Regions from separate parts of the Mus musculus genome. Here region 1 is linked to region 2. The links are chromatin loops, found by intact Hi-C in ENCODE. Cell type or tissue: heart. All regions are shown on one strand.

The links. Hi-C counts contacts between places; a loop is a spot of excess contacts. Peaks named below come from ENCODE experiments on the same cell type or tissue, not always from the same donor. Only the 100,000 strongest peaks of a DNase experiment are listed, where the experiment ranks them.
Region 1: it touches region 2 in a loop (2.6-fold over the local background); 2 of 42 quality-filtered maps call a loop at or near these places.

What each region holds. Positions count from the first base shown.
Region 1 is chr6:4,487,072-4,491,071 of GRCm38, reverse strand. No RefSeq gene overlaps it. Among named protein-coding and RNA genes, the nearest start is that of Col1a2, 17 kb to the left of the region's middle. In heart, no CTCF peak of the experiment used is centred here; DNase peaks (open chromatin) are centred at 1,041, 1,541 and 2,521; H3K4me3 peaks cover 1,161 bases; H3K27ac peaks cover 3,349 bases.
Region 2 is chr6:4,412,553-4,416,552 of GRCm38, reverse strand. The region is part of intron 3 of Gm46948 (a long non-coding RNA gene); the gene reads left to right. Among named protein-coding and RNA genes, the nearest start is that of Gm33788, 10 kb to the left of the region's middle. In heart, a CTCF peak has its summit at 2,190; no DNase peak of the experiment used is centred here.

The DNA of each region.
Region 1 (4,000 bases), 75 kb before region 2:
GAGGTATGTGCACGTGTGTGTGTGTGTGTGTGTGTGTGTGTGTGTGTATACACAATGCAAAATCCAGCTCTGCATTAACCTCATTAGAGAGCTGAATTTTTCATCCCAAGATTCCAAAGTAGACTTTGGACAGAATGCAAATATTTTTAAGTTGATTTATTTTATTTCATGTGTATGAGTGCTTTGCTTATATGTATATGTATGTGTATGTGTATGTATGTGCAACATGTGTGGGTGGTAACCATGAAGCTCAGAAAGGCATGCCAGAATTCCTGAAAGTAGAGTTGTGGGTGGCTGTGTACCTTTATATAAACTCTGGGAATTGAACCTGGGTCTTCTGTAAGAGCAACAAGTTCTCTTAACTGATGAGCCATCTCTCCAGCCCCCAGAATGAGAATCTTTAGGGTGGGCCCCAAGCATGTACAGGATAAAAAGGGCTTCTGGATTGACCTACTGGTTGAGGGGCACCTAAGGACCACAGACTTCATAGAAGAACTCCATGGGGGTAGTGATAAAAAGAAATTAAATTGTTGGGGTAGAAAAATCATAAAATGAAAGCTACAGCAAGAATTCACGATGCAAAGAAGCAAAACTGAAGACAAATATTCCTTATTGAGAGATACTGCATTGAGTCATAAATTGTCTTCTTTACTTTCTTCTTCCTTTCTCTTTCCTCACCCTCTCCTCTCTCTCCCTCTCTCTCTTCCCCCTGTCCCTCTCTCCCTCTCTCTTTTTTTCTCACTCTCTGTCTCTTCCTCCAACCTCTCTCTTCTCTCCCAACCTCCCTTCAGCAAGCAACGTGGACAGTTTTGTGAGATTCTATCTTTAGAATGTCAAGCTTGCCCCCTTCACCCATCCCCCCCTACCCCCGCCAGCCACCTCCAGCCTGTACTGGGCTGGGGGAGGAGAGTAAAAAGAATGTGTTCTGTGAGTATGAGTCTCAGGAACCATTTCAAGCCAAACAGTTCCTAAGTATTTGATGTCTGGAAGATGGGGGGAAGGGAGTGGGCAGAACTCTGGCCATTTGTCATTTCCTGGGAGGTGTTCCACACTTAACCCTTCAGGGAAGGGCATTTAAATAGATTCTAGGCTTGGCCAAAGCAGCTCCAAGCCCTAGGCTTTTGGCTTTTTACAATCTTGTCCTTCCCCCCAACCCCCACCCCTTGCCCCCTTACATTTCCTGAGAAGATGGCTGTTTTCTTTCAAAGGGAAGCAGGTAGCAGTGTTATGACTTTGGCTAAAGAGCACATTGTGTGTGTGCTCACACTTAATTGTGACAATTCAAGACCCAGACACAAACAATGGTACACTGCACTAAGGGCTTTACACAGAAATTATTGCATGGAATTACGCTGTGTGTATGTCTTCACGGGAAAATCTTTACAAAACTCAGTGAGTGCCTGGCTTTTGCTTGAAACGTGCAGGAGAAGAAAGGGTTACACAAGCCTGTCTCTTCTTGATGCATAACAGCTGGTAAGAAAGTACAGCATCTCCCTCACCCTCAGCTCTGGGACTTGGACTAAGTAACTCACCCCCAATACCATCCCCCACTGCCTCCCTCTGCTTAGTAAGATTGCCTGCAAAGTTGAAATCTGGTGTAAACAAAGACAGCCGCTTTTGGGTCAGCTGAGCCCAAGATGGAGTTAAGAGAAGCAGGCAACAGCTCCTTTGTAGTCTTCAGGAAGCGCAGCCACTTCTGTGCTGTTTTCTAATTACTCAAGGTGAGTTGTGGTAGTCTCCCAAAGAGACTGAGGTAGAACTGAAGACCCCACCTGCAAGCTGGGAAGTTCCACACATTCAATTATGTGAACAACACTGGACAGCTTCTTGCTGTACACAAGGCACAGTAGAGAACAATTTTCCTGCCCCTCTAATCAGTGTCTTACAGAACTGAACTTGCTTGCTACACATAAACAGGGACAATAAGATGAAGTGTCCCACCAAATGGCACACCCTCGGGTCAGCATAATAACCACTTAGGTTGTGGAGAAATCCACAAGACTCATGAGGTCCTTAACTAAACACATGGAGGAACTGTGCATTACATTCTCTCCAGGTTGGAAACTGCTTTAAATAGCACTCAGGAAGAGAGTTTAGAATGTCTGAATCCTTCTCTCCCCCTCTCCCGCTCTTCTCAGCTCCTGTTCTCTCCCTTACCCCATTCTAATCTCCCCCCTCATCTCCTCTCCTGTTCTCCCTCTTCTTCCTTTGTCTGGCTCTCTCCACTTCTCTTGAAGATAAAGCAAAGAGTAATCCTCGCATTTTGAGTAAAATAGTGGATAATGTGAGTGGAGCTAACTAGTTACGATGGATGCTGAAGCCCAGGAGAAAAAGGGTGTGTGTGTGGGAGGAGATTCACAGAGAAAAATTGGGGGATCCATGAAAATGAGGAGTGGGAAGTAGGAGGGAGAGGAGGGCATGATTTCATGAAAGTTTTGCTATGCATGAAAGAATTGGTCCTAGGATGGAGGCTGAGCAACAGCTTCCCCTGGGGAGGAGCCTCTTGAGCCACGTTGGCCTCTTTTTGGAAGGGGAGGGCTGTGGAGCTATGGTCAGGCAGGGTTCCAGCTGCTTAGCTATGTGGCATTGCTGCTATTGTTGAAGAGAATTCTTTCCCTATGACACATCTGTCTTCTCAATTTAATAGAAACTACAGTTCTTGGGATTTTTCTTGCCATGAATTTGAAGGAGATCAGAAAAGAGAAACTTCTCTTACTCTCCCCTCTTCCCCCGATTTTACAAGGAACTATTTGCAAGGCTACTTTGTAAAAGAAGAATTAAGAACACAGAAAAAAAGAGACAGACTTGATCCCTCCCACCAGATGGATATTCAGAAAGAACCCATCATTTATCATGGGGAGAAGTCCATTAGTGTTGATCGGCTGTGTTTAACTGACTCTGTGTGGAGCTTTGCTTTAAAGTGCTTGTGTGAATATAATGATCAGCGTCCTGTTGCTCCAATTCTGTGAGTTAAGTGGTAACTTCTGCAGCTAGGTTATTAATCTGTCGGCAAATTACTAAAACCCTGGGAAGAACGGAGACAAGAGAAGGGGAATATCCCCATTTATTAGGAGTAATGTTTTCTCAGCCTACATACGTAGAGTGAGGAGCAGAAAGATCATTTGTGAATTTATCAGTGACTTTGGAAAGTCAAGGGGAAAAGCTTTGCAAATTCAAACTCAGTTGTTCTCAACTGGAAGTCTAGGGAAGAGGTCACTTAGCGGTTGAACTAAAGATGGTAGCCACATTTGAGGACTCTGGTTCATGGTCATTTTCTTGGAATTGGTTCTGAGGGCCCCAATTTCTAGAAATAAAACCCCCTAACAAGGCAGAACTCTGCATGGTTATTTATAATCAAGGTGGTAAGAGGATTTCAGGGGTAGGCTCAGTGAGCTGTGTTTTAATGTCATCCAGTGGATTCTGATTCTAAGTGATGCTTATGGAACTCTGGGTTAATAACCCCATTGCTCATTGCTGCCACCACCTACCCCATCTGAAAGTAACTCACTCGTTGTATTAGCTTGCTAGGGCTGCTCTAACCAAGGATCATAAACCTAGTGGCTTAAACAACACACACACACACGTGGTCTCACCCTTGTAGAGGTTGGGAGTTTAAGTTCCAGGTGTTCATCTTCCTGAGCAGAGTTCTAGGAGCCAGGGTGGAGGCTGGGCGGTCGAGTCGACTCAGGAACTCCCTGTTCTGTATCTTCACATTGAATACCCGCCATGCCAATCTGTTCACACAACCTTACTTGTGTTACAAAGACATTAATATTGCCTTCCAGCCCACCCAAATTTAAAACTTATTAGGTCTTTGAAAACCCTCACTTTAAATAAGATTAAACTTTAAGTTTCAGCATATGCTCAAATTCTCCTTAATCACTCCTCAAAAGAATAGTTGAGAGTGGGAGAGTTAATATTCAGGACACTTTTTAAAAAAATTTCTCCTAGGTTTCAATTATGGGGTTTACTGTAATTCTAGAAATGAAGAAGGTAGGTT
Region 2 (4,000 bases):
CAGTTTGGTCCAGTTTCTGAGGAGATCTATTATGGCATGTGCAATGGGCAGCTAGTCTGTGTGTGTATGTATGTATGTATGTGTGTGTGTTGTTGTTGTTGTTTGTTTGTTTGTTTATGCTACTGCTTCAAGGCTCAGATTTCCTGCCTTATTCCAGTGTCCCTTATTCTGCATGTGCAGTAAAAGGAGGCCCACGGCAGAAAGGCCAGCTCTCCATTAAAGGAACATGAAATAAAACTGGGTGGTTTGAATCAAGACTGCAGTAGCTCTGGATTCCAGCAGAAAGGGGTTGGTGTCACAAGGGGAACCCTGATCCTTTGTGGGGGTAGAAGTAAGGTTTGTTAGAGGGAGTCAGGTTATTAGTGATGATTTTATTAGAAAATCTCTTTCAGTTCTGAAAGCCTATTAACAAAATTTCATATTTACATTTAAAGGGGACTAATTACCTACAGAGAGTCTCGATAGCCTCAAACCCACCCGAGAGCCCAGCACAGTGTTATTTCACTAGACACTGGCTTACAAATCCTTTAGAAAAAAGGCACCCCACCCTGGTCATCATGTTGTTGGCAGTGAGGTTGACATTGAAATTCATTGACTTGAAACCACACAGTCACTTTTCAAAGGCTGTTTGGGGTTGTAGCAAAACACATTGAGATCATTTGGTATATTAAATAAGACATATTACCAACAGTCTCTATATTTACATTTGTACATGTACAGTCAAAAACCAAATGACAGTCATAAAGTCTAGAAGCATATTAAGGCTCATAAGAAATTGTGGGATGCAAAATTAGGCCATGACTCAATGTGAATGAATGTCAATAGAGTGTGCAAACTATATTTTATAGGCAGTTAAGGTAATGCTGTTATTATTTTATGAAGATTTAACTCCATTATTTTAGTAGCTCTCTGTGATTATAAGGACAATGCAGTTTAGTAGCCAAGGTACCAGAGTCCACACACAATGAAATTATACACGTGGAAAATGCAACTGGAGGCAGGAAGCCGCGATGTAAGTGGATCCTGCTTGCTTCTCTCTCTGTATTCTTTGGACACCAGAGCCTCTTCTCATCTCTCTTCTGTACTGAGCTGACACTGAACACCGGCACCACCCCTGGACCTTCAGGGTTTTGACCTTTGGTGAAATCGCAGCGCACATCGTGTTCCTCCTCCCCTCCTAGAAACTTTGTCTCTCCTCTCAGAACAGATGGGTCCAAAATTAACTCTGAAGCAACAGTTTTAAAAACTGAAAGGAAATGTACCTTTTGTAGGGGTCTAGCCATTCATCCTAGAGGGGTGTAACACACTAGAGAACATGGTAGGCAAGGAAGCCCTGTTTCTCTACTGATGAGCTTTCGAGAACGTGATGTCTACAAACTCAGTCGGACTCAGTGGCATCTTTAGAGGTTCCTTGTCTCACAATGTTGCATTATGTCTTGCCCCTTTTCCTTTCTAAAATTTAATTTCACTTACATATATTTGTCTTCTTTCTTTTTACACTACAGTTTCTTTGTGTACATATTGTGCTTTCCAATTTAGTGTTTTTTTATGGGACTGTAAGTATGAGTGGGTCTCTGTTTCTTGTGTCTTCTCTTCGGCTCTTTTCCTTCTGCTGTTTGTTCTGTTCAAGTCCAATGCGTTAGTTTTGTTTTTAACTTATTGCATTTTATTTTATCATTATTCCTTCAATAATAATCCCTTTTATTTTTCTTCCTAATGATTGGCAGAAATGGGGTGGATCCGGATGGGATGGAGATGGGCGGGAACAGCGAGGGGCAGAGGGAGGAGAAACCATAATCCGAATGTGTTATACAAGAAAAAAAATCTATTCTCAATAAAAGGAATAAATTATGAGAAAAAGAGTAAATATGAAAATCTCTCACTTTAATCCTACGCAGCAATAAGATTATAAAATAAAATGTTTTGTGTGCTTACAAAAATATTTCCTAATTTTTTAATTTCCCAGGGTTCTGTTAAGCCTTTGAATATAAAGGAGACTCCGTTAATTTCCTTCAACCCACTTTTATTGGTTACTTTTTATTTGAATGATGCAAGACTTGAGCATCTTCAAGATGCCTTTCCTACCAATTATTCTGGAAGTATCTCTGAGCAAGGCTTCTCTTGTGTGGAGTAACAAGCAACGACTTCCTTTGATCTGTGGTTCTAAGGCGCACTCTACAGCGCCCCCTACCTGCACTGCTCACATCACAGCTTCTCATTTAGTGGCCATGCTGTGCTGGGCACAAGCTAAGTTCTTTTGAATGATACAGGTCCTTTAGAATCCTCAAGATGCCAAACTTAGGGGAAAAAATGAGACACAGAGAGAGATGGGAGAAAGGAATAAAAGTAAGCGTTGTTCTCTCTGATATTGTTTGTGCCTCCGTGTGCCACTGAATAAAGCTTTTCAAAAGTTTTACTTACAATGTTTTTTCTTTCCCTCTGTAATTCCATTTCTTATGCAGAGACAAAAGATCAAGGATAATAAATATAGGATTCAGAGTTCTTTTTTTCCTTTTCAATATGTGAAATTGTGTATCTATTAATTTCCCTTAAAGTGACAATAGTCATTAACTACCCAAAGCTCTTGGCCTTAGCATTAGCAAAGGCTGAAATTTAACAAGAGAACTAAGTCGATGTGTTTTTTAATTACTCAGTGTCAATTATTTATCAATTAATACAGGAAATTCCTATTTAAAGGTAAAAAATCCAAAAAAAAAAAAAGAATGAGAAAGAGCAACAGAGAGAGACAGAGAAAGAGAGAGAGACAGAGAGAGAGACAGAGACAGAGACAGAGAAAACAGAGAATGTGAGAGACCACACACTTGGGGTTGTAATGAAAGTAATATTCTGTGATGAACGGGAATCAAGGAAGACTGACGGGAAGAGACCCTGTCATGGATGAAACTGAGAAGCCAGAAGACACTGTCAGTACCAGTAGGCATCCCTCCGTCTTTATTTGCACTGTCAGTATATTGTTAAATCTTTCTTCCTCTTTGATAGCTCACCTTAAGGCCGAAACTAAGAAATCCAATTACTTTCTAGAAGCTGTAGCGATGACCAACTAAACTGTGGCCCCTGGGGACAGTATTTGTATCCTTTGACAGCAATTAATGAAACCAATAAATCAATTAGTTAAATTAAATTAAGGTCCATCCAGCTGTTTCCACAGCCTACCCATGTGTAACTAAATGTAATTATATGGGCACCCTGGATGGGAAGCAGATTCAGTTCGAGTGATCTTCACTGCCCTTTTGTACTAATGCCTGTTCCCACTTTATGAAATTATAGTTATTCTTCCTTTGTCTTGACTCTATATTATATGTGAACTTTGCTTGGGGGAGAGTTCTTAATAAAGGGCAATGGAAATAACTCTTTGTACCTCTGAGTGATAATGAATTACACCCGGGACCTGTTCTTTCTATTTAATCCCTTCCTGGATTTAACAGACATCATTGTTCTTACAAAGTAATGGTCGAATCCATACACATTTTGTGTTGTGGGGTAGGAGCTCTTCTCTTTCTTGACAATGCTGATTCTTTCCACTTCTGCTTTATTCTCCAGGTCTAAGATGATTCCTCTCCTTACTATTGCAGATCCTGTGCTCGTGGTGCCTAAGCAATGGCCCTATTTCTCCTACTTCATTAACCCCCCCCCCAACCTATGTCTTCACTTCTATAGCCATGCTTTTACACATTATTAATACCTATGTATCATAGCAATTACCCTCATTGCTGAGCTCAATGAACAATCCATTCTTTCTTGGACTTAATCAGACCAAGACCCTGGTGACAAAGCTACTCATCTCACCAGGCTTTCAGATGAACCACACGATTTCATCACATCTTCTCTATGCCTCTTTTGTTGGAGACGGGTTTTGCACTCTGTAGCTCGGGCTGGCCTGAAACTCACGATATGCTGCACAGGCTGGCTTTGAACTAAAGGGGATCTTATCTTGGCTTCCTGGCCTAGTATCTTCAATAATATCTTCTACAGAAGATAG